Linked DNA regions of Homo sapiens: region 1 is linked to region 2. The links are chromatin loops, found by intact Hi-C in ENCODE. Cell type or tissue: adrenal gland. All regions are shown on one strand. Each heading gives the region's core, and the rest is flanking DNA. Links, peaks and the distances in the headings are about the cores only. Region 1 has its middle 150 kb from the start of PBX1-AS1. Region 2 overlaps PBX1 (PBX homeobox 1).

Region 1 (16,403 bases), core at 4,095-12,094, 120 kb before region 2:
TACTAAAAAAATACAAAAATTAGCCAGGCCTGGTGATGCGTGTCTGTAGTCCCATCTACTCGGGAGGCTGAAGCAGCAGAATCGCTTGAACTCGGGAGGCAGGGGCTGCAGTGAGCCGAGATCACTCCACTGCACTCCAGCCTTAGTGACAGAGCAAGACTCCATCTCAAAAAAAAAAAAAAAAAGAAAAGAAAAGAAAAGCAAATCTGAGTTCCTTGAGAGATGGAGGAGAGGCAGAGAGGAGAAGGATAGAATTAGACTTTGTTGTGGGTCTCTCAGAAGGATCTATGCATCCCCTGCACCCAGCTCCACTCCCACTCCCCAGATTTAAAGTCATATAATACTGAGAAGTTTCCCTGAAGCATCTTAGTGCTCTATCAGGACTGTAGAAATAGTGGCTTGTCTTTTCTAAGTAGAGAGGGTCTGCAGTACCCGAATTATTTTCTCACGATCCTGCAATGGTGCTACAGAATCGGGTCTGGGTGTCCTTTGGGAGGGGCTCTGCAGTAGCTGTGAGGGGGTGAGCAGAGCCAAAACGGCCTTGCATTTGGGCAATGAGGGGAGCTATGATATGACTTCCAGGAACTAATGACCAAGATCAGACATCATCATGGATGCCAGAGGAGACTATGGGTGCTGTGGACTAGGAGTGTCGCCTGAGAAATCATAACCACTATATGCGTTAACTGGGACTATTAGATAGGAGAGTTCTTCAAAACTTGTGACAGATTGAAGACCTGCTATAAGCTCAAGCCTCCTCGGGGCCTAGATAGTCACTGTCACTTAATACTGGGACTTCTGCAGTTCTACCTTGGAAGCTGGAGGTGAAGTCCTCTTTTCTTACTTCGTTGCAGTCCTCTAAACCACCTAATTTGTCACCCTACATCCACCATTTACAATGAACACCACTATAAAAGTAAGTGGAGAAGTCACTGGGCTTAGAGAATTTAGCATCTCATGTTCAGCTGCTCATCTTTCCCTTGCTAGAAGACTTTGTGCTGTCCCTTCACGGTGCCTTTCTTCGGTGAAAGGAAACAATAATATTTATATCCTATTCATAGGAAGATGGAAATGCATTACATGAACATATGAGCTCTAATGGACTTTAAGTTCTAAGGAAAAAGTTGCTGAACACGGATAATGTGCTTTTTAAAAACTGGCCATTGCACACAGAGCCAGATACTTTAACACCACTGCATTCTTTCTTTCTCTCTTTTTTTTTTCCTACAAGATGTCATATTGTGTCTTTGCAAGGCTTCCAGCAAACAGGAGGGCTCATCAATTTCAACCTAAAGCTATTAAAATGTTACTTTGTTAGCAATAATTAAGGTGTGCAGCCAGGGCTCCCTATAGATCACACTCAGAATCAGGGTCATATTTTTCTCCTATAGCACCTCAGGCATCTTAAATTACCAAGTAGTCAGGGGAGGAGGGGCAAGCTGGGGGCTGGGCAGGAAAGGAAAAAGGGAGGAAGACGCTTGCCTTACACATAAAAGTAGAAATAACAAACGACTCTTTTCCTATGAGAAAAGAAGGGATTAGCGTAGGACTCTTTTCCTACGCCAAGCCCTCATAAAAGTTTTAAAAAATATTTTCTCTCAATCTGTTGAAATGTTTAGAAACAAATGTTAGACTGATTTAAAAAAACCATTTTTTAATTAGATTTTTTAAGTCATCAGAGGCACTAAAATTCCCCTTCAGCTTTAGCTGATAAAATTTCTGCATTCTATACCACAGCACGAGGAAACATTATGTCCTCTATGTCATGTTTTCTTCTTCCTTTTATTTTCCTTCTCAATCTTATTTCCCTCTCTGGATTGTGTCTTCAGCTGCACAAGGAAACTGTGCTTCTTTGCTCTTTCTTTTTCTGTGCTCTTATTCACCCCACCCACCTTGTAACACTCTCATGAAATCAGAAAATCATGAAAATGAGTCAAAGAAAGCTTCCTATAGAAAAATCCCTTGTATGAAAATTTTAAGTTGCAGGGTATTCAAAGGAAGGCTCATGGAACCTTGAAATTCAAGTTTATGAGGAAACACTAGAAGCAAAAAAAGGCTGGGACTGTGAAACCTGGAAATAGAGTCAACTGTCTAATGTGAGGCTGATAATAGGTAAAAATATGTTCCTGTTTCTGATTCTCATTCTCCCTGTGTGCATAGGGACTCTAGGGTACAGGAAATATATTGCACTGTACATTGGAGATGTTTTTGATCATGAAAGAAATCCAGGATCCTTATGAACCTATGGGGTAGAAGTTTGATGCAATGAAATAGTTCCAAATGTGGAGATGGGAGACCTAGGTCTTATTAGCTATGCGACATTGACCTCGACATCTAAGAATCTCCTTTTTTCTTCCATTAAATGGAGATACCTCTTACCTCACAGTGTTGTTATGAGAATTAAATCAGATAATGTACGTAAAAGAGCACCATAGATCATAAAGTGGTATCTCAACATTATTTTTGTTAAGTTCTGTGGTAAATTGGGTTCTCTGTCCCAATTATTTGTCCCTGGTCACATGGCTGCTTGGCCAGTGAAATTTGGGCAGACAGTATATCAGCTGCCAATTCCTCGTGTCAGCCTGAGAGGTGCCACACATTGCTGCTCTCCCTCCTGCACCTTGCCATTTTCATGAGAAAAGTATGCCCTGACTAGCTGACTGGTCCTTGAAAGATGAAAGATCTAACCTGTACCTTAGGGCAGTGGTTCTCAAATGTTAATATCAGAATGACCAGGAAAGCTCACTAAAACACAGATTGCTGGGACCCAGTCCAAGAGACCCTGATACAGTCGGTCTGGGGGAGGTCTGGATGGTTTGCATTTTAAATAAGTTTCCATGTGTTGCTGATGCTGCTAGTCCAGTTATTTTTGGAAATTACTCCCTTCCTTCCTTCTTTCTTTCCTTCCATTCTTCCTCCCTCCCTTCCAGTGTGTATATCAATCTTCTATCACAGGTCATTTGTGTTCTAAAACAGACTAATAGGTACAATTTTATCCTATCAATGACTGGTGTGGCTGAATTTAAAATTCAGTTTCAAACTTGCTTCTGAAGAACATTTAAAATAGCTTCTAATTACTAGAGTGAGAGCAGAGAGAGTAGGGAGAAGAATGAAGCCTCAGAACCACAGGCTTAGAGATGCCCAGTGAAGCCCAGACCATAGCAGTCAACTCCCAGGGTAGCTTGAGGACATGTGAGCTAAATCAGTGCTCACTGTTGCACAACACTGAGAATCTGGTCATTACATAGCAATAACTAACCAACATAAGCTAATTACTCAAACAAGTTATAGATTAAAGAATATATGATTGTCTTCGCAGTAACCAGGCTTCTCAAATTGAGGCAAGAGGTAACCCCTAGATTATAACTGTTGGGCAGTTCTGAAAGTCTTTAAAATGCCATGGGACGTTGATTTTTCCTGGGGAACAATCTCCTGCTTCTTCTATTTATCAAGTTTCCTCTGCTCCATCCTGTTGCCTTGTCTGTCTCTCTGCTCTCACTGTAAGTGTTCCTAGAAATTTGTCAAATATTTTTCAGAAGCAGATTTGAAGGCATATTCTAAATTCAGCTACACTAGTGACTGATGGAATGAACTTGTTTCCACCTGTAATATGAAAATGATGTACCCAGTGGAGGGAAGAAAGAAGGGAAGAAAGAGAAGGAGGGAGGGAAGGAGGAAGGATGGACTTGCAGAGCCCCATAGAGTCTGAGGAGCTCTCTATTCAATATCCCACAGCATCAGTTTTTATCAACGTCCCCTAGTGTCCACTTGAGGGACAGGAGAACCAATGGGAAGGTAGGGCCTCTGCTACTCTACGTACCATTCTGTGTTTGAGGAACTGGTTATCTGGTGTGGATATGCAGCAGACAACTTCCTTCTCTAGATTGTAAGCTCCTCAAGGGCAGAGATTTTTGTTCTATTCACTGATGAATCTCAAAAATCTACAGTAGTGCCTGGCACAATAGGCATTCAACAAATATTTGTTGAATTGGAAATGAACTGAATTGCCCTGAGACCAGGCCATGGACAGTTTCTGGAAGTAGCAGGTTACCAGGCAGATGAACCATCCCCCGAGCCTCACAAAGCCAGCCCCCTCTAGTATGGTCACCAACTCACAGCTCCCAGCACTGCCCATCCTCGTAACAGCAGTGACACCTGATTTCAAAAGCCAGATATTCCACTTATTCTATTCAACTGCTTCTTTTTCTCTTGAATCCTTTTTATTAGTGCTCTCATTTTCCACTTGGCTTCATTTCCTCTAAGCCTTTACCCCTCCATTATTCCTTACTGTGACAACATTACCACATGGCAATTATGACAGTTTTTGCTGTTATGAAGTATTTAATCTGCTTTTCATGTCAACACTGAGATGGAGATGGCATAGTATTTTATACCTTTGGAAACTGAGGCATAGGGGAAATGAGTAATTTGCCCAACATCACCTGGCAAGCAGGTGGCGGAGCTGAAACTTGAGCTTGTTAACAGGAGTGTTCTCGCTACTGATCCACGCTGCATAAAAAGCGTTTGGTTATTTTCTGGGCCGGTGTTAAGCCTGTGACTCTGATAAACCCTATTTAGGTCTCTGGGACTATGAAGCAGAATGTTAACTGCCATGCTTCATCAGAGTGACAAAAAGTCTCCCGCTTCTAGAAGACTCTACAGCTTGCGAATCGTCTTCAAGCACAGTCCCATTTGATAATGAAGGACCCTCCCTGGTTAAAGTGATGGCTTTCTTGGCTTACTCCTTCAAGTTCTGCAAGCAAAGAAAAGTACCCAAAATGTCACAGTGATAAATAATGCTACATTGATTCTGCTGCTTTCCAAGTCCCACAAGTCCCTGGATTGAGCTGGGCTGCAGCCCTAAAAAAGCAGATGATTCTGTGTGTCTCAGACTGGAGTCTGAGACTGAGATCACTGAAAATGGTGCAAGAGTAGGGAGCAAGAGGCAGCAGGAACGGGAAGTCTCCACACCACTGAGGTAAATGCTGACAGGAGTATGCACAGTAAAATATTTTACTACGAAGCAGAATTACTCCAAAGACTGATGGACTTGCTCGCGAGACCCACTCACATTTATGAAGGTCATAAGTTACAGGCGTCCAGCTCACTCACAGGAGCGCAGCCATCACCTTTTATGGGTGAAACTTCCTGCAATATATTAAACTCTCCAGAAAACAGACAAGGGGTTTATGGCAAACGATAACTTTAATGCCCAGAAACCATTCGGTGATTTTGGGAGGATTATTAGTAACAAGGGCAAGATGCTGAGTCGTTTCCAGGCACCAGGCTCTCTCTCTCCTGCCTGCTCATGCCAATCCTCTTTTCTCCTCTGAATGCTGGCCAGAAATGTGGACCCTGAACCCTACCTACAGTAAGAGGGGATGTGAGGAAGCAGTGGGTGAAAGAGGGCTGACGTTTATTGGCTGAAGAGTAGACACAGCGCTGAAGAGAAGAGGGGCCTCATGGGAATCCTTAGGCTGGAACCAAGACTATTGCTGAGAACCCTTAAAGGACAGCTGGTCACAGAGACACCCAGTATCACTGAAACTTGTTGCCAGGAATAAGGAGCTGTTCCTGTATGAGTCCCCAACCACCCCTCATTTGGAGGAAGTTATAAAAAGGACAAGGCTGGGGTCACTTGAAGAACTGCTTTGCTCTGCATGATTTAGAAGAATCCCTGAAGGCCTTTTCTATTAAAATCTGAGCACTTTTGAATTGGTTTCTTCCAAGTCCTCCTTAGCAATGCCTTCTAACCTCAGCTGTCACTGCTGTATGCAGATGGCTGTCGGCTGGTGGAGGGATTGTCAGAAGGCAGGCCAAAAGATCTGGGCGTGGAGGAGTCTGCAAAATGTCCCATCCAGGAGGCTCAGACTCGGTGGCTCCAAAGCACATGGCATCTCATTTCCTAGGGTCGGGAAAGGGCAAGAGCACTGGACTGGGAGTCAGGAGTTGTGCATTAAAGTCATAATCTTGGATCATATGCACATCAATCACTACAACTCTCAGGGGCATGGTTTCCTGGCCCATAAAAGAGATGGCCAAGATTCTCCCATGGAGTCTTTCATTGCTGTACTCTCTGATCATGACTTCTCGCCTGGGTTCTGACCAAACATACGCTGGCAGCACTCGGAACTGGTTCTCCAAATGGTATTTAGCCTTTCTTTGTTTTCCCTATGGAACTGTTTATAAAAAGCACATTTGGATCATTCTTAGTGATTGAGCACCAAACTTTGGAATCCCCTTGAAGAGAAAAGGGAAGAGGCCGGGCGCGGTGGCTCACGCCTGTAATCCCAACACTTTGGGAGGTCGAGGCGGGCAGATCACCTGAGATCAGGAGTTCAAGACCAGCCTGGCCAACATGGTGAAACCCTGTCTCTACTAAAAGTACAAAAATTAGCCGGCTGTGGTGGTGCACTCCTATAGTCCCAGCTACTCAGGAGGCTGAGGCAGGGGAATCGCTTGAATCCAGGAGGTGGAGGTTGCAGTGAGGCGAGATCACCCACTGCACTCCAGCTTGGGTAACAGAGCGAGACTCAGTCTCAAAAAAAAAAAAAAAAAAAGAGAGAGATAGAAGGGAAGAAACAAAAGCAGAAAGTGCCCTGAAGGGAAGAAACAAAAACAGAAAGTGCCCTGTCAGGAAAGTACAAAGACCTGGCTTTTAGTTGTCATGGAGTCTTCAACTGGCTGTGCATTGCTTCTCGAATTGCACTTCTACTTCCTACTCCATACACTGAGCAGGATCAGATAATAACTGCTTACACTTCTGACGGTTTACTGTGTGTTGGTCAGTGTTCTAAGTGCTTTACATGTGTGTTTTGTATATTCATTTAATCCTCACAACTCTTTGAGGTAGAGATTATTATTATCCCCATTTTACAGATGGGGAAATCAAGGTGTAGAAAGGTTTGGTAACTTGCCCAAGGTCTTACAGTGAGCAAGAAGCAGAGATTTAAAACTCAGGCTGTCTGGCTCAGAATCCAGCATTATACAGCTGAGATTTTTAAGTCCTCTGGGACGCTGGTTCACAAACTCTTGTGTTTATCTGCATCATCTGTGAAGCGTCACAAACTCTTGTGTTTATCTCTATCATCTGTGAAGCATCTAAAATATTCAGGTTCTGAACTCTCTTCCAGGGGTTCTGATTTAGCAGTTATGTGACAGGTTCTAGGACTTTGTATTTATCAAGTGTCAAAGGCAGCTAAATTAGGTGATTGAAAAGCCACAGCACCCTGAGACACACTGTTCTAGAGTAGCTCCATATGTTTTAGGAGCCTTTGCGGGGAGTTAGGGACAGATTGAGTGGGCAGACAACATCTTCCTGTCTTTGAAGACTTTCCCATCTACTTTGGGAGAAACCCCATAGACAGCATATTAAATCACAAGGTGGCTTCGAACACCTGCCCCTTTCCACTGGGTGGCTGATCCTTTTCATCCCATCCAGGTACGAATTAAACAGTAGCAGCCCTACCTCTAGTACATTGGGGCAAGGACTCATCTCCCTGGAGTTCCTCACCTGTCTGCTGCTTCTCTACTCCTGTGACCTTTGGCTTTCAGCATTGTCCAGGTCTGTGGGGAAGCTCCAGGACTGGGGTCAATGGAGGGGTGAACTCAAGGCAGATTCTACCTCCCCTTCCTGCATGTGAGTGCAAGAGGAAAAGGCAAGGCATTTGCACCCCAAGGGACAAGCTTTATCCAGGGAGAGTACTCTCTGGTAACTGCTTGAGGAAGTAGCCAGGCAGTATGACAAACTATTTGTCTCTCCTCTTTATGAAGGAGAGGCTGTCCTTCCAGTTGCTGACAAAAACTTTCATATTCCTTCTGCTTTCCCCCAGTGCACATATGGGAGAAAATTCATACGTGAACATGCACACAGATTGAGCCCTCTCTCCTCCTACCCCCATCTGTGCATCTGAACCAGCCACCTGCACTCACTGTAATCCATCACTCTTTTTCACGGGTCTGGCTGTGGCTGTGTGCTTGGTTGTCTATTAGGGTGTCTTTATCTCATCATACCTTCCTGTCTGTCTTTGTTATTAGTTCTAGGTCATCTGTTCCTTGAGGGCAGGAGTTGATTTCTGCAAGCTTCCTTGTGTTATGTTCACATTCAAGTTACCATGTATGAGGCCTTTAATACAGACATTGCTCCTGAGTGAGACTCATTTGATGCTTCTAGAGTCCAGAGAACTTTCCTTTTATATGCTAACAACTATCTGTCTTTCAAAAATGTTCTAAAGGAAAAGATTCTGATGCTATCAGCAAAGTTTGAAAATCACTTGAATTTTTTCCAATATCTCTGTTTTAAATAATCCAACATAGTGTTGTCCCCCAGTTTTCTGACACTCCAAACTGTTTGTATGATATTCACCAAATAATTGCCAAAAATATTTAACAAGACTGCATTAAGTTTACCAATGAGACTTAATGACCATGAGTTTTTTTAAAAAGTGAAAGTACATGTAAAACACTGTCAGTAGATAAATATTTGTTATCATTAATATGATAATTATTAAAAATAATTAAGATAATTATTATTTTAAAATTTTCCCATTGTTAATATCAGTCTAAAATGTGAATTTTTATGAGTTTTCCAATAAATTCATATAACTGAATTTCCAGCCAGCTCACACTTCTTTATCTTGTTCATAAGGATACCATTTAAAATACTGTCAAATGTCTTGCTGAAATAGACATGTGGCATTTTCCTGATATGTCAGTCTAATAATCATAGCAAAATAAGGACATGCATTAGGGTTGTATAAATTGTTCAAAGTAAATCTGTGCTAATCCTTGAGATTACTCATTTCTTTTATAAATACTCATTATTTGTTAATTTTCTATTTGAGAATTTTCCTAAATAATACACATCTATTTTATTAGTATGTAGTTTCCAGTTTTAATCATTTTCTCTTTCTTGATAACTTTCATAGGCTTTTACTTTTCTTGTCTCATATTTGATATGGTTTCTCAAAGATCTCGGCTCTTTAGTCCTGTCTGAAAGCTGTCTATTTACTAACAAGATGAGAACAAAGTCCTTTCATCTGCACCTAGGCACTAGGACTCCTGCAAAGAGCTGAGGTCTTTTCCTACCACTTCCACAGCTAATTTAGGCTGTAATTCCTTTCTGCTGTGAGGGTCTTATCTTTGAATAAAAATAGAAGTAAATGAAGAGTTAGAAATTGTCCTCCATCTTGGATAAAGTGTAAGCGGAGGTTCGGTAAATGCTGAATGCCCTGAAAAGTGCCCGTGCCACATAGAATTGGACCAGCAAAGTGCCCGTGCCACACAGAATTAGACCAGCGAGGCATGTTTCTCTCTGAGCATCAGTAGTAGTGCTTCATCAACCTCAGAACAGCCTGCATGGGAGAAAGTGCTCCTTAAGTTCTGATCTGCCATCCTTCCCGGAATATCTTGGTTCACAAAAGTGTGATTCAGATTTCATCTGAAATTTCACTTGTTCCTTAAAGAAGCAGAGGTAGAAAAAATTTCTAGATGTTTTTTGTTTAAAAATGCTGAACAATCTTGTTCAGGAAATACATTCTAGTATCTAAGCCTCAATTCATTATACTAGAGATTTTAGTTTATGGCTTCTTGTTCTTTCTTCAGTGAGTTGGAGGACATCTCACAAAAACTGACATTTACTCTTAGGTGATGAATATGCTTCCTATCAATGAAGGATAATGATGGGTTATCTACTGAATGGTAAGTAGGATACCAAACTACTGCGTGCCATGGACTGAATTGTGCCACTTCCAAATTCATACGCTGAAGCCCTAAGCCCCAGTGTGACTATATTTGGAGACTGAGATTTTAAGGAGATAATTAAGGTTAAATGAGGTCATAAAGTAGGGCCCTGATCTGATATTGATATCCTTATAAGAAGAGACACCAGGACGGGTGCAGTGGCTCACACCTGTAATCTCAGCACTTTGGGAGGCCGAGGTGGGTGGATCACTTGAGGTCAGGAGTTTGAGACCAGCCTGGCCAAAATGGTGAAATCCCTTCTCTACTAAGAATACAAAAACTAGCCAGGCATGGTGGCAGGCGCCTGTAATGCCAGCTACTCGGGAGGCTGAGGCAGGAGAATTGCTTGAACCCGGGAAGCGGAGATTGCAGTGAGCCGAGATCATGCCATTGCACTCCAGCCTGGGTGACAGCAAGACTCTGTTAAAAAAAAAAAGAAAGAAAGAAAGAAAAAAGAAAAAGACACCAGAGAGCTAATGCCTTCTCTTCTCCTCCTCCCCCTGCTCCTTGTCTTCCCCCTCCTTCTTCCCCTGCCCCTACCTTATGAAGACACAGCAGGAAGGTGAGCATCTGCAATCTAGGAAGAGAGCCCCCACCAGACACCCATCTTGCCGGGCCTTCATCTAAGACTTTCAGCCTCCAGAACCACAAGAAAATTAATTTCTGTTGTTTAAACTGGCATTTTATTACAACAATTTGAGCAGTTGTATATGCTATGAAAAGAGTATAGCCACTGGATAAGTGTTGTACTTACATTTTAAAGCTAACCAAAGTTAGGCTCTTGATTGTTGGTTGATCTTGGACAAGTGATTATCCTTTTATCATCCTTCTTCATATGTAAAACAGGGCTAACTTTATGAGGCCTGTCTCACAGGATTATTTTTTAGATTAAAAGAATAATGTGTGAAGCCAGTCGTTTTCATGCTTTGCTGCAAATTGGAATCACCAGAGGATCTTCTAGAAAATGCCGATGCTTGGCTCTCACCCCCAGTTATTGTGGATTAACTGGTATAGGGCATTGAGAGTTTTAAAATCTTTCCAGGTGATTGAAATGTGCAACAAAGTTTGAGAACCAAGGTATTAAAATATCAGATACAGAACAGGTATCTGTTAAATAGTGGCTTTTCCCCCTTTGCTTTTTCTTCCCTGATAATACAGAAGCAATGTGTTTTATTTTTTATATCTGACTTGAACAAGATGCATCATTTTGGTTAAGAATTGACGGCCTGAACAAGATAAAGCTCTTGCTGTCATGGGGCTGACATTCTCATGGAGCATCTTTTCATATAAATATTGCTTCTGTAGTCATCTCCCATGTTTAGACTGTCCAGGTTCCTGAAGATCTGCAGTCTTTGCTAATTTCTCAAATCAGGATGCACACTTGTCTTCAATCTCCCTGTTTTCTTCTCCTCTGCCCCCGCCAACCTCCAGTAAACACACCTCTGGCTAGCACCTATTTCCAGCTTCCAAGCCTCTCAGATCCAGGATAGCTGCTGTGAAAAGTAAGTGGATGCACCTCCCAGCTGGTCTGTCACTTGGTGGAGAGGCTGCACCTGCCTTCTGCCCCTTGGGGTTATTATCTTGCAGCTGGGTACTCTCAAGGGACACTCTGCATCCTTTACTCCTATATTTCAACATGAAATTACCCACTTGCCTAACTTCTCATTCTTTGGAGGCAACTTATCTCCAGGACTTGAAAACTAATCAACAACTAGGTATTTGTTTTAGTGCTGGGAATTGCAAAATGACCAGTGCCTTTTATCCCCTAGTTCTGATTGTCATTGACTTGCAACATCTCATGAATCAGTTTCTGGGGCAAATCTGCCCTGAGTGGCTTCTTCTCCCAACATCATATTGCTTTCTGGGAGGTCCTTTTGGCATTGTCTTAAATTGAATTCAAGTTATGAATGTGGAATTATAAAATCACAGTCACAAGGCACAAGGATGGTGCCAGAGAATATGAATGCTGACATCCCACTGGGGTTTGAGCTCCAAGACTGTCCCGTAGAAGGGTTTCCAATAGAAATGGAGAAGAGGAGATATAGCAAAACTACCTATAAACTTTAAAAAAATATATACACATCCTCCTCTCCGGTCCTACTATACCCTGGTTGGCTGAAGGGGGATGCTTAATGTGTTTATTTGGGAAGAAAATCTTCATCAACCACTGCACCAGCAACTTTGTTATTACCATGCCCTTAAGAATTACTGATTTAGTGGCCAGATACACTTGGCTCTAAATCAGCTCTTTCCAACCTCTGCTTGATCATTAGAGTCATTCCCACATCTTTTACAAAATACAGATTCCCAGGTCCCACCCCAAATTGCTAAATCAGAATTTTTTTAAAGTATAGTCTATCCTCCATATTCCTGGGCTTTACATGCACAGATTCAACTGACTTTGAATGAAAAAATTTTGAAAACAAGGAAAATCACAATAAAACAAAAAATAACAGAAAATTTAAAAAGTATAGTATAACAACTGTTTATAGCATTTACATAGTATTAGGTATTATAAGTCGTCTGGAGATGATTTAAAGTATATAGGAGAATGTGTATAGGTTATATGCAAATACTAAGCCAACTTATATGAGGACCTCGAACATCTGAGGATTTTGGTATCTGAGGGAGTCCTGGAACCAATTCCCCCAGGATACCGAGGGACAACTGTAGTATCAGAAGTCTGTAATTAGAAAAAAAGCCTCCAGGTGATTCTGGAATTAGCCAGGGCTGAGAAGCATTGACATGGTAAGTAAGAGCCTGGATGTTGTTTTTCTCTTCCCGCCATCTTGGCTCCTGTGGAGGCCTGCAGGGAACAGGACTTCTAAAAGGAAATATGTCTGGAAGGCTGTGGTCCAAGGCCATTTTTACTGGCTATGAGAGGGGTCTCCGGAACCAAAGGGAGCACACAGCTCTTCTTAAAGTCGAAGGTGGTTATGCCAGAGATTAAACAGAATTCTCTTTGAACTAGTGATGCACTTACGTATACAAAGCAAAGAGCAACATAGTGACTCCTGGCGGCAAACTAAACAAAACCAGAGTAATCTGGGGAAAGGTAACTCCGAGAACGTGCCAAATTCCAAAGCAATCTTCCTGCTAAGGCTATTGGACACAGAATCCGAGTCATGTTGTACCCCTCAAGGATTTAAACTAAGGGAAAGTCAATAAATAAACGTGGATTTGCACTCTTTAAAAAAAAAAGACAGAGAGCCTGGATGTTGCACCCAAATGTGGAATAAATCTTTATAGGTGTTGCAACACCTAACACCTTACATCTGAGGGGTGCTCATAAATCATAATCAAAAGTTGCCATTATTGAGCACCTGTTGTATGTATATAATGTACCGGGCGGTTTATACGCATTATTTCACTCAATTTTCACAATGATCAACTTCATGCATAAAGTTCAGAGAGATTAAGGCTCCCTGTGTCAGAATCCAGATTGTGACCCAGGCCAGATTCCACAGCTCATGCCTACTTCACACCACATTCTCCCCACCCCATGAGTGTTGAATGCATCATGAATCATCAGTCTTATAGCCCCTCCTAAAAACCAGACCCCCTAGTCTCAAATGAAGTCATTTAGTGCCTCACTCACACCTAAAATTAAGATCCACTTAAGCGTGTAAAGGCAGATGAAAACTGCACAATTCCAGGTAAATGTCTGCATGGGAGCTTTTAGGTGGCCAAAAATAGGTGACTTCCAAATTTAAAGTTAAGTATTCATCGTTCCGTGGGCATATACAGCACCTCAGAACAGGACTGGCTAGGAAGGGCTGGCATCCAGAGTTTGAGGACCCAGGAGGAAGTACACTGGTGATTTAAGGTACAAGATTTGAACTGCAAAGGGAAAGGCACTTGGAAGGATTCTAGTATGAAGCAAACTGCTTGCTGAGTTATCACTTTTTTCTCCTAGACAGCGTTTCATAAAGTATATATCTTTAATGCCCTTGAGTGGCATTTTACAATTAACCACAGGTTCCACATGTTGGTTTACACGTGAAAGTAGACATGTGATATTGACATCCCTAGAATGGACATATGCAATAAGGTAGGCAGATACTGAATTCAGAGAGGTCAATTAAGGGAGACTGGTAGATGCAGGCAAGGTCCAGAGTCCTGTAAGTTAAGGAAGCTGCTCCAGCCAGGAAATGACACTGGGCTTGGCTGGGTGTGATGGGTTCTGGGCTGACAGACCATGGATGGAGACAGAAAGCTGTCAAAGGTCATTGAAGGCCTGAAGGCAAATCGGGAGACCTCCCAGTCCCTGTAAATCATTAGTATCTCTAAGTACTATAATCAATCCACCCCCAAGAGAATTCTGTGAATTAGAGTCGGAGAATCTTCCAGTTTTCCAGATGGAGGCAGCTGGAGAAGATGTGAAACCGCAGCTTAACCTGTCTTTCCCCTGTGCACATGCATACACATATACACACATGTGTGCATACATACACACACTCACCAGACCCCTGCCGCTTCATATGCACATCACTCTGTCACTCAGCTCTTCTTTCAGGACATCCCCTTATCTTCTTGTTTTAAGCACCCTAAAGGACCCCAGTGTGAGTGAAGATTCAGGACGTCCTCAGCTGAGTCTGAGGCTGGATCAGGTGATGTTTGCCATGCCCGGTGGCTTCATGATGGTGTCCAGGAGCAATTGAGTCCAAGGGTAAAGAACACGTCTTGAGGAAGGCAGCTGTCTATTCAGAGATGCAGGGAGGCAGTGAATCCTTCCAACAAAGGGCATTCCTGCCTTTTAGTTCATTCTGGTGCTGTCATTGATCCAGAAACTGAGTCTTGATGCCTCATTTGTCCAGAAGTACATCTCCCCTTGATTGGGTAAATGGTGCCCAGTGATACAGTGGGATCTTCACAGAGAAGTTTTTTGCCTGTCATTGCTTTGCATGTTAAAAGGCTCTTAGTTCATCTTAATTAAAAGATAATGGGCACCGCACTTACTGTCTGTGAACACATCATACAGCTTCCTTGTGTTTAAGAGAGAGGGCTTCCACACTTGACAACAGGTTGGCAGGAATAGTGGGATGAAGAAAAAGAAGAGGTTAAGGGTGACGCCCAGATTTCTGAGTTAGGCAACATAGCTGAGGGTGTGTGGTGACCAAGGTAGTATTTTCATAAGTAGAAACTGATTTTTCAGGAGGACACGTAACCATCTACTGACCCGCTTCCTCTGCACGTGATTCCTCTGGATCTTTCAAGCTCCTGCCTTCCACTGCTTTCCTCTCATTCCAACTAGCCTCTTAGCAATCAGACCCTTTCTCCCACTCCTATTCTCCCTGCCTTGTGATAGCTCCCAATGTTAATCCTCTAATAAATACCTTACACTTAGGTGTATGACCCAGTGAGTTCTTCAAAACACTTTCACATACATCCTCTTGTTCTTCCCTGCAAAACAACCTTCCTCTTTAACCGAAAAGGCACCTTCATAGGTTTGCTTTTCCCCAAATAGTACAAAATGTGAAGACTGCTATTTTTTGGCGGTTTTACTTGTATGTTTCTTTCTGTTCATTTTCTCAGTCTATCTGACTTACTGTTGCTTTATTTTAGGCTCTGCATTACTCACTGGAAGAGGCTAGCACATACCATGCTCAAAGCAGCAAGCACTGAGAATGCTGGAAATTTGGGATCATGTTAGTCAGGAGTAAAGTTTACTGTACTAGATCCATGCACTTAGAGCTGTCTGACAATGGACCAAGCTGCTTTAGGAGGTGGTGAGACCCCCAACCAGTGGAGGTGTTCAAATAGCAACAGGATGGCTTTTCCATATATTGCAGAGGAAATGACGGATAGAGTAGGTTAGATTGAAACCCCCTATACTTCCTATTAACTTCTCTGATTTTCTCATTACATGAAAATATTGGCCAAAATTTTGCAGCAAGGATTGTGGTCTGAGGGTTGTGTTAAGAGAAGCCTTTTGAGTATGTAAATTTTGATAGGCCCTCCCCCTTAAAAGTAGCCTTGGGTGAAATTTTTTGGTGTTCATTCAGTTTTTCCTTCCTTTAACACTGCATAATGCCAGCCAGGTCTTAAAGCAAATGCCTGTTTGTAACTTCTGAAGGCAAAGCCCTTCTCATAGAGCCAGATCCCTCAGCCAGAAGCTAGTGAGTCAGTAAAGGCCAGGCAGGAGAATCGACGGCCCCCTCATGCTCCTGGACTGATTAGTTCTCTCTGCCTTTTCCTTTCTTTTTAAATCTCCTGGCACTTGAAAAAATCCAGTCCTCAGCCTGCTCCTGGGCCCTTTCCCCAAGCATCATTTAGTCTCAGAGAATGAAAACCATTTTCATGTTAGCCTAAGGAAGCATTTCCCAAAGTGTGATTAGGGGAACACTTGCCTTAATAGGAACTTCTGGTAAACAGGTCCTTCTGCTCAAATATTACTGCACATGTTCTTTCCCTTTGGAAAATTTCAGTGTGTATTTGCGCGTTAAAGCTTTGAGAAATCCTGCACAAAGAAACCTATTGCAGTTTGTTAACCCAGAATTTGCCAAATTTGTTTGATCCTAGAAATATTTTTCTAGAACAATTATTTTGGAAGTGGAGGAGTGGGAGGGGAATGGGACTATGGCATATCAGTTGGTACCTGGAATATCTGCAAAGTGTGGCCTGAACAAGGCAAAAAGATCAGTATATCATTCACAATTAAG
Region 2 (16,403 bases), core at 3,379-11,378:
AAAGCCTAACAAATTAAAAGAAAATCCCAATGTAGGAACAGCCAGTATAAAAATGGAGAACAATTCCTTCCCCCACCCCCAATCAAAGAAAAAACTAACCAGCCGAGTTGGGAGTTGAGGGCGAGTTAGCTTGGCTTCCATGGGCTGACACATTGGTAGCAGTGACAGCTGTTTTGGCAGCATAAATATTGGCTTCCTCTTGAAATTTACCTATGTTCTTCTTGTACCGGATTCGCTTATTTCCAAACCAGTTTGATACCTAGAGTAGTTTAAGAGAAGATGAGAAAGTTCACATTTCATCCTTCAGAAACATTGCAGAAGAAAAAAAAGGCTTTATGGGAGAGGTGAAGAGGTAAGCTAATTGGTCTTATCCTATAATAATTTGGCAACATCAGTAAAAAGATCTGAAGTAAGAGCTTCAAAAGGACAACTACATAAAATGCGATTCTCTTGTTTAATATAACTGAAATTTAGCGAAACCACTGTGACAAAAATCTTCCTATAAAGGAGCTGCTCATTTAAGCTAGAACCCTTTTAATTTAGAGCAAGCATTTTAAATTTGCTTACATCTTCAGTTATGACACTAAAATATACCTAACATTTCAGGAGAAATGCCCCTAGCGTTTATCAATGTGAAAGCTGGCTTGATGCCATCAAGATACACAGATCTTTAAATGTCCATATAGGTGCTTTCGTGTGATAGATTAATTGCAAATTTTTAGAAGTTACATAACTTTAATGTGGACTGAGATTCTTAGCTGTATTTCACTATAGACCTTAGGATCAATATAATTCAATCTACCAGATTTCACTGACTATTTTGTGTAAAGCTTAGTGTTATCTACATAAGGAAAAACTGTAGCATACAAATGATTATCCCCTTGAATTCTAGGGTTTAAATGTTAAAGCCAGCAGACACAATAAACCTAATTTACTTTCATTTGTTAATTTATTTCCTTCATGTGGTTCGCAGCAGGTGTCTTGGCTTGATCTGGTACCTCTGCTCCCTTCATACCAAGACCTCTGCCAGACACAAGTGGAGACACAGTTAAATTCAAGTTTTACCCCCATAATTCCTGCCCGGGGAAGGAAAGTTTTATATCCCACATTCCAGATATGATTTTGAACTAAAATGTCGATGTTTTTATATAATTACAAAACAAACTATGAATCTGGTGAGGGAAGGGGGAGTTGATCCCACATGTACCACAGCTTACATATCATTGATATTTAACTCCCAACGACGGCAGATAAAGAAAACTGTTGCAAAACTATACTTAATTTTTTAAACGCATTAACAAACTTAAAACATCTTATAAGGATAGCACTGAAAGGCTTATACAGTTTATACTACAGCAGAAATGCCAAGCCTTTCTTTTTTAAAAAAAAATCAGTCTGTACCACCACAATATTAAACAAAAAAGAAAAAAATTCAATAAGAAAATGCTTTATTTATTGTAAACACTGATGTCTACAGAAAAAGAGGTAAACTGGAGGAGGAAGGACACTTTTGGGTGTATTTCAGGATCACTGCATATCTAGTTTCACTTTGAAATTTATGTTTTTCTTGACATAACTTTCACTATTCATAGGAATCAGTCATAATTATGGTTGCTTTTTGATTTATGGGATAGGAAAAGAAGAAAAAAGGTAAGGAGATTTTTTTTCTCAGATAACTGCACAAGCTGAAAGAAAAGGGAAAAAGATGAAGATAATTTCAGAGGACTTTTGAAGAAGAAATACCTGAGGTCCAATTATATGTAAAAAAAATATGAGCTGAAGGGGGTAAAGAGGGGACATGTTGTGGGAATGATACCCTTCTAAATGACAACAATGGAACTGGTAGGAAGGTGCTAGGTCAGTTCAGGGACTTCCTGCATTGTCCAACAGACAATGATCTGGACAATGTATAAAATGAGTGTTATCATGAATGAACTAATTACTCAACAGTCATGGACTAAGGGCCTAATACGCGTTAGGCACTAGGGATGTATAGATAACAGACACAGAATGAGACATGAAATACAGAAAGAATAGTAGGTTTTATGGGAAGAGTTTGATTCACATTTTGAACAAGTTAATTTTGAAGAACCTCTGGGCAGAGCCATGATGAAGTCCATTAGGAAGTAAAATTTATGAGTTTGGTGCTGCAGGGGAGAAGTTCCATTAGGTATTCAAATGGAGGTATTATTTGTAGCTGTGAGCATGGAAAAGATCACTCAGATAAAGCATATAGAACATTGCTTTTCAAAGTTAAGTGTTCATGGGGAAGTTGTTAAAACAAATTTCTATTATAGATTTCACCCTCAAAGATTCTGATTCAGAATTAGGGTGACACTCAAGAATTTATATTTCTAACAGGCTCCCAGGGGATGCTGATGCTGCATTCTGTGGATCACACTTAGAGTAGCTCTGGTATAGAAAAAGGGCTCTTTAGGGATCTGAGGAGATACAGTCAATAGGCGGATTTCAGATGGATTTGGGTGTATGGGCAACATATCTTTGTTTTGGGTCATGGGGGAAATCAATAGCTTTTAGTAGATTTCAAAAGAATTTGTGACTTCAAAAAAAGACAATAATGATACAGCCCAAGAGGTATTCCCTGGCTTTGGGAATTAGGAGAAAGATTTAATAAATCATGTGATCCAACAAACCATGATTAGTAAATGGGGCAACTAAGATCCAAAAAGAAAGAGTGAGTTCCCTAGGATCCCACAGTTGACTCTTGTCAAAAATAGGCTCCTTGCTTAATGCTCCTTCTATGACATCATATTATACTGTCTTCCATTGGACTTGTTTAGCAATGGTAGCTTAGTTGCTTTGGGGAGAGACAGATGTGATGGGGAAGAAAGAATGGCATGACTTTGGCATGGACAGAGGAAAGGGAAAGGTGACACAATATGTAAATAAGGATTTTAATGGACACACTATTTGTACCTTGAGTTTCCATAATGAAGGAAGTGAAGGTTGCGGGAACAGATCAGGATTTTAACTTGTATCCAGCTATACTACAAATTACCTCCAGGAGAATTCCTTTTACCTTCAACAGGAAGTTGAAATTCTGAATTCCACACTTGGAATTCAGACAGTAGTAATTTAATTATATTTTAAAAGCAGAAGGTTCCATGATAAAATTCAGTGATTTGATATTTGCTGCATATTTGTGGTCCATACCTAGAAGCATTCCTCAAACATGTAGCAAGTATCAAAAAGCATTAATTCCCTTTTTTGTGGAAAAGGGGTTTAGATTTGGATAAGAATGGTGACAGCCCTAGAAAAAACTAGGCTACTTGAGTTTGACCGCTGACGTTCCCGTTTCCCAGAACTGTCAAGACTAAAAATGACCTCCAGCTGGGTCAAAGCACCTAAGGAAGGCCCAGGTTAAAAAGGAGTCAATTCATTCTGCTTTATCTGAAAGAATGTTTTCAAGGATATTTGCTGCTGTAAAATCATCTTAGTTTGTTGGGAAGGCTTGGACAGTCCCTTCATTGTCAATACTTTTGTGGAGCTCTATATTCTGACTGGACCTAATTCTGTACAGCTAAACACAGGTTGATGGGATCAGCACCCTGCAGGGATTAACAGAAGTCAGGATTCAATTCAAGGAGGTACAGATGCTTAGTTTATATAAAAGAGCATCTACTTCATTTGAAAAATGGTAAGTGAAATTTCTCGCTACAGTAGCCTTCACTACTCCCTCCCCTCCCCAGTTTTAATGGAAATATCAGTACATTTAATTCTCCTGCATGTGACAAAATTCTAAGAAAAACCTTCTCCGATAGATTTCAGAATTATCACTATGGTTCTCAATTAGAAACCAGTGGTGGTATTTGAGGTTCAGACTGAATAAGAAGTTTGGGTGGATCTTTTGAGTGGACAAAATACACGTACACATAATTATTGCCTACTTCTCTGCTTCATATTCGTGTTGAAAACTCTAGGCCTATAAAAATTTTATGTCATGTATCTTTCCAAGTCATCAGACACCACCTGTTATGGTTATTGCTCTTTGGGGGAAGGGGGCATTCAGTGACATTTTGTTCACCATTCCAATGTAATCGCAGTGACATGTTAAAATTCCTACACTCCCATCAGTTATAGAGTCAGCACATCAAGAGGAGACATTTAAGTTCTTTCATTTAAAAGGCTATATAACAACTAGTTCCATTCACTGACTCTTAAAGTTCCTGGGTTGGGCAAAAAATGGCTAAGGAATTGACTGAATTTGAAAAAACAGCATGAGGAATGCAGATAACTTTCCTAGTACACTTTAGACACCTCACCCATTTGAAGCAAAGGAGTGCTCGATGGGAAGAACCCTAATCCTGTTTTTACATTGTACTCTACTTATTCTTCTCTTCCTTCTGCTGGTTCTTCTCAAGTTTTGCCAAGTACTTACCTAGAAACTCACTTATACGCATACACATCAAGTGCTTACCTTGATATTTTAAGGCTATAGCTGATGGAACTTGCAAGGCATGAATGTCCAGTAAAGCAAGACCTCTAAGAGCCTGCCCCGGAGGCCCCGCCATGGCCAGGCTACAGGCTGAGGCTTTTGAGGTGCTGCTTACCTGGGAGACTGTGATGCCACACTTCTTGGCTAACTCCTCTTTGGCTTCCTCACTGGGGTAAGGGTTGCTGAGATGGGAATAGAAATATTCATTCAGGATTTCTGTCGCTTGCTTGTTGAAATTCCGTCTCTTCCGCCTTTGTAAAGAGAAAGGAAATAATAACAAAAAGGCTCACACCAAATAAATATAAAATGGGAGAGAATAAATCTACTTCTGGGAGAAGACAAATTTTTGAGCAAAAGGTGAATTTGGAGCAGATTTACCAAAAGGGGCTGGATGCCAAAACCAACGCTAAAAGCATTTGCTCAATACTTCATTGTGTACCATCTGGGCACCGAACAGAAGAGTGGTCACAGATATTTTTGCAGAGTAGTGAGGAGTATAAAGTTTCAAAATTCGGGCCATCTTGGTTTGTTTTTTTGAGATGGAGTTTCACTCTGTCACCCAGGCTGGAGTGCAGTGGTGTGATCTTGGCTCACTGGAACCTCCACCTCCTGGGTTCAAGTGATTCTCCTGTCTCAGCCTCTTGAGTAGCTGGGATTACAGGCACGTGCCACAACACCCAGCTAATTTTTGTATTTTTAGTAGAGATGGGGTTTCATCATATTGGCCAGGCTGGTCTCTAACTCCCGACCTCATGATCTGCCTGCCTCAGCCTCCCAAAGTGCTGGGATTACAGGCATGAGCCACCGCGCCCAGCCCCATCTTGGTTTTGAATCCTCGGTCAATTGAATATCAGCTGGGTGATTTCGATCAGCTTCTTCCGTGAAAGTGAAGAGGGTGATACTGACTTCACAGGGTGAGAGTAGGGAAGAGATGAGACCACACAAAGACAGCACTCAGCACAGCGCCCAACACGTGGCAGCTGCTACAACTTGGTCTTTCTTCCTACCAGGTTCCAGGCACTGGGCCTGACCCCTCCCTCTTGGCAATCAATTCAAGTTATTCATTTTTCACTACTACTGAGGCAGATATGATTATTCGTATTTACCGATGAAGAACTGAGCTCAAAGGTCACTTGGCTGGTATGTAACAGAGCTAAGGTATTAATTCAGGTCTGACCACTACAAAACCCAATCTCTCTCTTCTATACAAATTGGCTCCTCACAATTATGCAGAGCTTCTGCAGCCATAAGTTAAAAATAAGTTATCATGTTCTTTCCATTCTATCCCCATGTAAATGCATGTAACATTTTTAAAAGGCATCTGGGGAAGAGGGCACAGAACTGACTGAAATTAACCCCCAACAGCTTGACATCCCTCAAAAGGAGAAAAGTGGCACTTCTTAAGCAAGAACAGCTGCTAAATGGTAAAACAAAAGCCCACAGAATTCTTTTTCATATACAGGTTGCCAAAAAGGAGAAAATCACTTTTTTTTAATAAAAGCATTTTCTGCCTTAAAAAAAAAGTGCTAATTGAACTAATTTAAAGTGAGAATCACTTTATTGCTTCCTGACAATGAAGGCCTGTGGATAGTTGAGGGAGTTGCAGGCTCAATGCAGGGGCTGGTTGGCCCTCCTTGAAGTTGTGTGGCCTTCATCTTTAAATTAGCTCACTTAGCACTTTTGCCTTTCTTGCTTTTATTAAAAGCTTTTCCTTATGGAAAAGATTTCCAGAACATCCCTGATTATACCAGGATATAGGATTTCCCAATTTAGCCAACAGAAAGCACTGATGGCCTTGCTAGACAGGAAATTCAGCTAATATTGTATTTTCAGGGTCCCACTTGGATTAATTAACACAATGAAGTGCCTGATTTTACCGGAAGAACACCATCTGTCCACAGGTATTAACCACATCTGTCCAGATTATGCCAAGCCCAAGTCACTCTCCTAAATCATGCTGAGTTTCTGGGTCACTCAGCATCAGAAATTGTACAGATTGGATTTAAAAGCCTAACTGCAAAGTGGGCATGTGTTAAAAGCTCTTGCATGATGGGAATTTGAGGAAGATAGCCAAGTGACTAACAGGGTCTGCAGGCCAGGCTTTAGATAACCTTTGGCTTCTCTTTCTTCTTCGCCTAAAGACTGTTGTTTTAGGCCTGGGGAACTGGACCCTGAAGGCTCCCTAATTTGGAGAGCCTCCGTTCCTTCATTCAGTTGTTTGCATTAGCATTACTGTGTATTTTTTGGGACTCTTCCAATTGAACTCAAAGGAAACCTCTCTGGAATGAGCTGGTGGTATGCGGATGGTGCAGACAGCTGTTCCCAGCTCTTCTCTCCTTGTGATGTGCAATCTTCCCTAGGTGGTCTCACCTACTCTGATGGACTCGCTTATCACTTCTTTTAGTAGCTGTCTTAATCTAGGGCCTTTGAAATCCTAGGATCAGGATTTTTCCAAATTTCAAGAAACCTAGTGAAAATAACACCTTTCTACAATAAGGTTGAGCTAACTGAGACACCTGGTTTCTTTGCTTTGGCTTGAAGTGTTATCACCTTGCTGAGTTAACATTTGTGATTTCAAACCAATCAGTAGCTTTGTGAGTTGGGCATCTAGGTTTTGAATTTAAGAAATTTGGAAGCTGATAAAATATTACTGGATAAATATGGTGTTTTAGGGACAGAATATTTTTGAATCACAGGGTCCATGGGGTAAGTTTTTTATAAAAGACTCATGATAGTGAGATGTGTAGACATCACAGACATACACTGCTAACTATCAAATTTGTTATCTCCTGCCCTAATACCTCTGCTAAGAGCCATTGGCCCATTTATGACTGCAGACTCCAAGCATCTTCAAACAAACTGTTTCCAAAACTAAGATCACCTTTTACCCAAATCAGCTCCATTTTCCTTGTTAGTCTTATTATTTGGTGACATTACTATAGATATGGTTCATTATATTTGCTAATTTGTTCATTCATTCATTCATTCAAAGATTGGAGTACCTAGCATGTGCTAGAAACTAGGAGTTTCTCAACTCTTCCTGCTTTCTTACCTTCATCAAATGATTGCCCCCAAAGCATGTCCTGACAGTTCTACACTTTCAAATCTACCTCTTCTGTTTCATTCTAATTGCGCTGCTATTTGTGAAGTGAGTGAAGAGGAGCAGCTGCCTGTTGTATCACTGTATGACTAGTGCTGTCCAAGAGTACTTTCTACGATGAGTGAAATGTTCTATATCTCTGCTGTCCAATACATTAGTCATTGGCTATGTGTGGCTACTGAGCAGCTGCAATGTGGCTAGTGTAACCAGAGAGCTAATTTTTAAATGTTTATTTATTTTAATTTAGTATTTAGTTAACTTAAATTTAAAAATAAATAGCTATATACCAGAGCAACACTAGATCAATGCTTTCCTAAGAAGCCCTCCTGGAAAAAGATTGTAGCTCTGGGGACACCATCAAAAACATAAAATATCTTTGGAACCTCTTGTTTTAGTCCACTTTATAATATATCAATGTTTATCTTAAAATAAGAATATTTTCTTTGGAATACTTACACAAAATGTGAAAAGTATTTCAATTTATCCTGTGCAGTGCCAGTTTGAGGAGCACAGGCTTCAATAATTGTTCTTTACATTGTCTTTTCTCCAATACAGCTCATCTTCAAGAGAATCACTAATCTTTCTAAACCACAGATATGATCATGTCACTAATCATTATAAAATTTAACAATAATGTGTATATATATAACAATGTACAATAATATATCATATAACAGTAATAATATATAACACAGTAATCATTATGATAGCTGAATTATGATGTGAATATTATATGCCAGATACTATACTAATATTTATTCCTATTTACAGGATTATCCCTGTTTTACAGGTAAGAAAACTGAGTCTTGGGAAAATAAGCCACTTATCCAGCGTCATATAGGTCATCAGGGTTGTAGCCAGAATTTGAATCCAGTGCAATTTTATGTGATAACTTCCCATACATCTTCCTTAAACAGCTCTGAGGGTTTCTGCTGTTTAATAGGATAAATTCAAAATCTTCACTGGTACAGTTAAGGGTTTTCAGTGGATCTTTCCTATCCCTAGTGCCTCATTTCCCCTCAATCCTACACATGCTCTGAACAATTTCATCTAGCCACATCATATGCCTCTGCGTTCCCCAAAGACTCGTGGCTTTCATGCTCCTGTGGCTTTTCACACCACCCTGCATATTTCTCTCCCACAACATCCGCCACAGATTTACATACGTCTCCCCAACTAAACAGCAAATTCCTCAAAGGCAGAGGACAGATCTCACTCATATTTGAGACCCTTGTGTCTCACGCATATAGTAAGCACTCAAGGAATGCTTGCTGAAGTAGAATTCTGTTATTTTATTTTGCTATTATTCCTTCTATTTGGCAAACATCCTGCTCCTCTGAAACTCAGTATTTTAGGCCCTCTCTCTGGATCATTTCCTTCAGGTGGAGTAGGTAGATGAATGAACTGAATGTGTAACATGTGGTGTTCTGTGTAGTTGTAACAGTATTTGTCCTATGAGCTCTTTGAAGGTAGGACCCACCTTTATATGCACTTTTTTCATCTTTGATGTTCCAGTGGCTACTATAACATCGGGCAGATAGTAAGAGCTCAGTTAGATAAGCCAGTAAATCTAAGTAGAGTGCCAGTGTGACCAGACTAGACCTTCTTGGATGTCCTTTCCTCTTTCTTGTCATCCTCTCTTTGGCAATATACTTTATGTAATCCCCTCTATTGCAGTGAAGTATACAGACGTACTTTTAATTATCTGTTTGTGTTACTGTTATTTCCAGAAAAATGTTATAGAAAAACAGTTAAGATTAATGCTCGAAAATCATTTAGAGAGCTTATAAGTTCTCTCCCTCTTTTAACTAAAAAAAAAAAATGTTATTTATAGTCCTGATAATAAACTTACCAAGTTGTATGGCACAATGCTTGGTATATAGCATGATATGATAAATGTTGAATGAATGAATGAATGAATGAATGAATGTGTGGAATTTTTAAGTTAAACTTCCGTGGTACAGTTAAGTCAATCTAAGGAAGAGAGACAGGAAATGACTTGAGTGGCATAAAGGGCCGAAAGGTTAGTTGAGGGGTGTGGTGGACAGAATTCCAAAACTCTAGACCCTGGTGTACACACCTTCCCTGTAAGTGGATGGCATAGTAAATATGATTAGGTTCCTCATCAGCTGACTTTGAGTAAACGAAAGGGAAGATTCGATTAAAGCCTTAAAATGGAAGGTTTCTCCTGCTGGCCCTCAGGAAGAAAGCAGGCAGCCAAACTGTGACCTGCCTATTGAGAAAGGGAGCCTCTAGGAACTGAGGCCCTCAGTCGTACAATCAGAAGGAAATGAATTCTGCCAACAACCAGAACGAGCTTGGAAGGAGACCCTGAGCCTCAGACGAGATCACAGCCTCAGCTTATAAGCTTGATTACAGATTCGCTGTGATTAGGGCAGAGGATCCAGCTAAGCCATGCCCAGGCCCCTGACCAACAGAAACTGTGCGATAATAAACTTGTGTTGTTTTAAGCTGCTTAATTTGTGGTAATCTGCTACGCAGCAATAGAAAGCTAATACAATGAGTGTTCCACAACAAAGTAGTAACACTCAATTCTACACACCTATTAGATTACAAAGACTAATCCTATTACTAAATCAAGTCCTCTTTGTATTTTATTTGTCTTCCATGAAATCTTTTTTGGTGAGGCCCTGCCCATCAGATGCATGGTTTAGAGGAGCATGTGAATATCTGCAGTGAGTGTGTCTTTCTTACTAAGTTTGCTTAGCTCTCTCTCCCAATTATAGCTAGTGACGCTGGAGGCATTGATGTGAATTCCCCAATCAGGATGTCTGGCAGACATTTGTTTTTGAACTGAGAAGGCCATTTGCTCAGCCTTAGGCTGGAATTTGGGGTCATGTTCTTTCACTGGTAATAAATATACCCCCAAAATGAAATGATAGTAACGATGACAATAGGTTAGTTGTTTTCGTTTTGAATCTTGGCTCAGAAGCAATGATTCAAATGTTGTAACCAAAGCAAGAAAAAGACCCTGTCTTAAAGTGATTGTCCGTCTGGTGCCAACTGGAACACTCTAGGCAAAGGCTGGTGGAAGCGAAAGAAACTTGCGTACAAAACCCTCCTAGCTTTGTGTCTGTTAAAGTCTGACCTTCAGCTGGGCACACTGGAATTACTGAGAGAAGATATCCAATGAGACAATAATTCTGCCCCTCCCTTCTCTCTGCTTACTTTCTTGAAAAGAAAGAACCCAGTCTGGAGCCAATTGTTTTTTTTTTTTTTTTCAATATCTGCCAACATAAATACCAACTCCAGCATTTTAACTAGGGGAGTTACCATGGAGATGTAAGCAATACATGCAGGGTGGCAGTGGCACAGAGGAAGGACCCAAACAGAGGCCACCAGTCACTTGCACTTTGCACTACGCAGAACGGGCTGCATTACAGAAGCCTGGCAGACAGCAGGCCACGGGTGAGGGAGAGGCACAGAGGATCCTGCTTTAGGGTGATTTTGCCTATTTCCACTCCATTACTATACCCAGCTGGGGAAAACGGCCTTCGTTTTTACTTTCTCTTGACTTATTCTATGGAATTCTACTGGCCCAGAGTTACATTTTGCTAGCCGGCATTCTCATGTTATATTCCATGCAACCCAAAACACATTGACTAAAAGGGAGTGAGGAAAAAAGATGCCAGGGCGTTTTAAAGAGGTCCAAGGACTGTAAAGACCATAATTGTGAACACAGAGAAAAATGCAGGTAGGAGAGCTGAATAAAACATGATCTCAGGGGTGAAAAAATTCAAGAGGAGTAATAAATTGTTTTATCTCATTGAAAAGAGGCAAAATTATAGACTGTGAAATGGTACACTGACCCTGACATATCTAATGTCCCAATGATAAAAATAACAGATTGGGATTATTATCAAGAATTTAAATATGAATGGTATCTGAATTCACAGATGATGAATTTAAGACAAACTCTAGATCACAAAGCATACCCATAATCAAAATGTATTTGCTAGATGAATTATCAAAATATTCTTCTAGAGTAGATGAAAGATATGACGACTATTACTATCTTACAGGCTGGATAACAGAAGCAAAAGGAATCAAAGGGTTTCACATAAATCTACCGGTCTAGAGAGTAGATGAAACAAGAGATGACCACTTGTTCTGTGTTCTCAGTTCTTGTCTTCTTTTAAAGGTCCTTTCTATCCATGGTTTCTTCAACTGAATGCTCTGAACTCACAAGTAAGGACATGAGCAGCAATGCCAGATGGAAACCATCAAACCAAGTTGGCCCATGTTAGACCACCTCCTTGTCCCTCTGTGTCCAAAGTGCCATGTCTTATTCAGCTCTGCACTCCTAAAATTAGCCCAGAGACAGCAATTTACTTAGGAATATTTGTTGAATTGAGTGCACTCTCTGTCCATCTACAGTGTGGAAAAGATCCCAATTTCCAAGCAAATGGAATAAACTTTATTGAAGAGAGCCTGTCGTGATAGAATGCTAGTAAGACAGCTGCAGGCCCATAGTTATAAGACGCAACTGTAAAAGAGGTACCTAGTGCTATGAAAAGAAAAAAATCTCACTGTACCTAAGTCCTCCTTGCTGCTACCCAGAGTGCATAACAGTAGTGATAAAGATCATCCCCTCCAACCATGTATTTTCCTGGTACTGTGTGAAACCGATGGCCCATCTAGTCTCGCAGAACCATCCTCAGGGTATCACTTGGTTCAGCGTTGATGGGGTGAAACTAGAGCCTGAAGGGGGCAGCGGCTGTGGACTCCAGCCCCAGATCAGGGACTCCCAGAGAGGGCAGGACAGCCCCATGGGAGACTCACCGCGCATCCAGAAATCGGGAACGCAGGATCATCACCGCCTCGCACGTGCTCTGCTTGAGCTGCATCTGGATGGAGCTGAACTTGCGGTGGATGATGCTGACCATCCGCTCAATCTCCTTTGGGGAGATGGGCCTGGTCCGGCTTTGCTCTCGCAGGAGATTCATCACGTGGGTGGTGAACTCGTTGCAGGCCTGGAATGGCAGGACAATCAACACCGTCATTGAGGGTCCAAGCCTCAACACGCATCAAGTCTATGACATTAGGCCACGTGGGCTTTTCTAGAGACTTGTGCAAATAAAGAAAACTAGGATAGTTTGTGGTAGACGTCCCTTTCAGCCCCTGTGGCTCAAAGTTTTGGCGATAATGTTGAATTTTTATTTTTATTTATTTATTTTTTTTGAGACGGAGTCTCGCTCGGTCGCCCAGGCTGGAGTGCAGTGGCACGATATCGGCTCACTGCAAGCCCCGCCTCCCGGGTTCACGCCATTCTCCTGCCTCAGCCTCCGGAGTAGCTGGGACTACAGGCGCCCGCCACCACGCCCAGCTAATTTTTTTGTAATTTTAGTAGAGACGGGGTTTCACTGTGTTAGCCAGGATGGTCTCGATCTCCTGACCTCGTGATCCCCCCGCCTCGGCCTCCCAAAGTGCTGGGATTACAGGCGTGAGCCACTGCGCCTGGCTGATAATGCTGGATTTTTTTAAGAGAAAAAAAAGTTTCTTAATCATTTTATCTTAATCTTTTTTTTCCCATGATTTTACCACAGTAAAATGTAAGAATATGACTTCTAGTATAAAACACACTACACCACCCTTTTTCCCAAAGTTAACAGCCAAAGAGAGTTTGGGGTCAAATGTATCATGTGCTTTCTGCCTTGCTCATTATTTCTGATATAGGAGTACTTCCAAATACTCAATTTTAGAATGCATAAATAGCCAAAAGAGTTTAAATGGAATTATGGAATTAAAAGCTTTGATAACTCTTCTGGGAGATTTCTCATCCACCTATTTCTGTTTCAAGTTTTATTATAAGAACTTCCTCTCCTGTTCTGGCCTTCTGAAGATCCACTATGTCTATAACACAAAGGGAATCTGTCCCCAGGGGTCTTACAGAAACAGCATCAAAACATGATTGAGAGGATTCAGGAACTATCCCTGCAGAAATAAAAATTCTCAGGTTATAAACTAGCATATCATCAGCTCTGGAGGTGGAGTTGAAAATCATATTTCCCCACCTCCTTATTTAACAGGAAGAAGTGGCCCAGAGAGCTGAAGGGACATTTCCACAGGCACACAGCAAACATGAAGAGGCAGAGGTAGGGCCTGAGCCCTTCCTATTTTAGGCCAGGGCCTCTGTCCTTTCCTAGAGTCTGAACTTACTCCTCTGAAAACTCCTGCCCTCTCTTTTAGTTACTATGACTTAGCATCCATAATCTGGTTTCCTTAGCTGAGCATTCAACAAAACATCTATTCACAGATTCACTCAAAGCAATACTGTAAAACTATATTAGATTCACAACAAAAAAGGCAAGATGATGCTTTGAGAGTTAAAGAACTAAAGACTCAATTCCTCCAACTTATTAACAGCAGAAACACGCTCGTTATTGATAACATTGCATTGCCGTTGTCATATGTGTCGACAACGCAATAACAATAACAATAGTAGACATTTACTGATTATTTATCTAAGAAATCCTTTGAGGTTGGTTGGCCAAAGGTACATAGGCAGGTGCATCCACTGGGCTGTGTCTACACTGGTGAATGGGAGGCCTGGGTTTTTGACCCTGCCTCCATGAATATTTGGGCACATCCTTTCACTACTCAGTGCTTCATTTAACTCACCCAAAAGTGGCTTTAATCATTCCTGACCCTTCAGCAAGGCTAATGGCACCCATGCTCTTGTGCCATGACCTGCAGACTGAGCAAATCCCTCACATGAACACAGCAGAGAGGCTGAGTGAGAGCACAGTCTGGGTTCAGCTCCTGCCTCTGGAACTCACTTGGCTGTGGGATCTTCAAAGTTACTTAACGTATCTGTGCCTCGTTTTTCTAATTTGTGAAACCGAGATGGCAATACCCTACCTGATAAGGTGTAGTAAGGATTAAATGAGTTACTATATGTGTGCCTGGCCCTACAAGTACATGTCACAATTATCTCTTCAAAATATAGATAACTTAGAAATCCCAGCATATTTGGATATATCGATAACTGGGTAAACTTCTCCAGAGTTCAATTTCCCTCTTGGTAAAAGTAAAGGTGGTAATAAATACCTCCTTTTTACTCTGTGGGCCTATACAGAAGACAAATCCATAGAAGATCGGGTCCTTATAGCATGTTACTCTCCACTCTCCATGGAAAAGTGCTAAATAAACACGAGATCTATATAGTAAGCTCATTCCCTAGCCAACCCCAGCACCTGGAACTGTACAACCAAGAGAAGGAAATAAAACCTGGCAGCAAGTTAGCTGAAATTTGGAGACCACAGGATGGAGAGTGGAGGGCTAGGCACATGGCAAGCATCCTAGCCACCTTTCTAGAGAAACAACCTCCCGCCGGGCTGCAGCCTCCCCACCTCGTCTGGGCTCAAAGAGAGGAGGGGCTGGATGTGAGGGAGTATTGTCAAGTGCACCAGCTCTCAGCTGGGAAGCCACAGTGCTCAGCTAATAATAATGTGCTTCATTATGGTGAATAAAAATATTCACAATATCTGATGTTTATTCAGGGCACTCTATCCCGGGGCCCTTTCTGCTCTTCAATAAACAGACAGTGGGGTCGTTTCACCCACTGCTGAGGTGGAGCAAAGCAGCTGCTAAACAGCTGCTGAGGAACACACAACAGAGAGCAAAGTTCCAAGGGCATTTTAGATGGACAGAGCATAATGATCCAGATTTTTCCAGTACCTGGGAAGGAAGGAGCTACCCATACCTCCTCCTCACTTCCCTCAAGCCTTGTATCTAAAGAAGCTGGGCTACTTCCGATAGGACAGGCACTCACAATGTGACAGTAATGTGAATACTTGGGGTTACAATTGTTAATTAAATAAAACCCTCACATGCTGAATGTTTCTCAACAGAGGAGACTCTACTGTAGGCTGTCATAAAAAACAATAGTTACTTTCTGGGAGCTCAGGCTGCCTCCATAGGGCAGAGGGATTTCTAATAGACCTCCCAGGTTACAGGGCAACGTTGTTTCTGGAAGCAGACACTGAAAGGGAAGCCTTTCAAAAGTCTTGTATAAGGTTTAAGTTTACATCCTGAACTATAAGACCTATCTTCTTCCTTGACTCCTTCAAAAAGATGGATTGGATTGAGATCCAAGGATGAGATTGGATTTGGCTGCCAATCTCATCAACAAAAGTAACTGGGATCTTAGGGCTCTCTTAGCTATGAACTGAATTAACCCAGTCCAGTTCAACATTAGAGATTTAGTCCTGTTGATTCCCCAACAGCATTATTTACAAAAGCTAAAAAATCCTACAAAGCCACAAGATAATTTTTTTTTAAAGTAGAGCTTGGAATAAAATTCAGGTTTCTGACATCATGGTTTTATCTATTATAATATGACAGCTCTTAAATACCTTATAGCGCCAGGCACGGTGGCTCACGCCTGTAATCCTAGCACTTTGGGAGTCTGAGGCGGGTGAACACGATGTCAGGAGCTCGAGAGCATCCTGGCTAACACGGTGAAACCTCATCTCTACTAAAAATACAAAAAATTAGCCGGGCGTGGTGGCACGTGCCTGTATTCCCAGCTGCTTGGGTGGTTGAGGCAGGAGAATCACCAGAGGCAGAGGTTGCAGTGAGCCGAGATCGTGCCACTGCACTCCAGCCTGGGCAACAGAGCAAGACTCCATCTCAAAAAAAAAAAAAAAATGTCTTCAAAAGACTTCTTTCTTTAATAACCTCAGGGTGAAACAATGGCTGATTCAGGTAGTTTTTTGTTTTGTTTTTGGAGGGATAAGGGTGAGGGTGAGCTACAATAGCTAATTATTGTATAGTTATCTGCCATCACCATGCCAAAAATAAAACAACAAAATTAATTATTAA

Evidence for each region. Hi-C counts contacts between places; a loop is a spot of excess contacts. Peaks named below come from ENCODE experiments on the same cell type or tissue, not always from the same donor. Only the 100,000 strongest peaks of a DNase experiment are listed, where the experiment ranks them.
Region 1: a loop joins it to region 2, with 2.4 times the contacts of the local background. A loop is called at or near these places in 10 of 110 quality-filtered maps.

Annotation. Positions count from the first base shown.
Region 1 is chr1:164,917,804-164,934,206 of GRCh38, reverse strand. It overlaps the pseudogene RPL35AP7. Among named protein-coding and RNA genes, the nearest start is that of PBX1-AS1, 150 kb to the right of the region's middle. RefSeq lists an enhancer at 9,558-10,757. In adrenal gland, for the core only: no CTCF peak of the experiment used is centred there; a DNase peak (open chromatin) is centred at 7,706.
Region 2 is chr1:164,795,846-164,812,248 of GRCh38, reverse strand. It overlaps PBX1 (PBX homeobox 1), which reads right to left. Exons shown (of 9, transcript NM_002585.4): 4 at 12,360-12,550; 5 at 4,572-4,707; 6 at 100-259. Among named protein-coding and RNA genes, the nearest start is that of PBX1-AS1, 29 kb to the right of the region's middle. RefSeq lists an enhancer at 11,971-12,471. In adrenal gland, for the core only: no CTCF peak of the experiment used is centred there; no DNase peak of the experiment used is centred there; H3K27ac peaks cover 2,269 bases.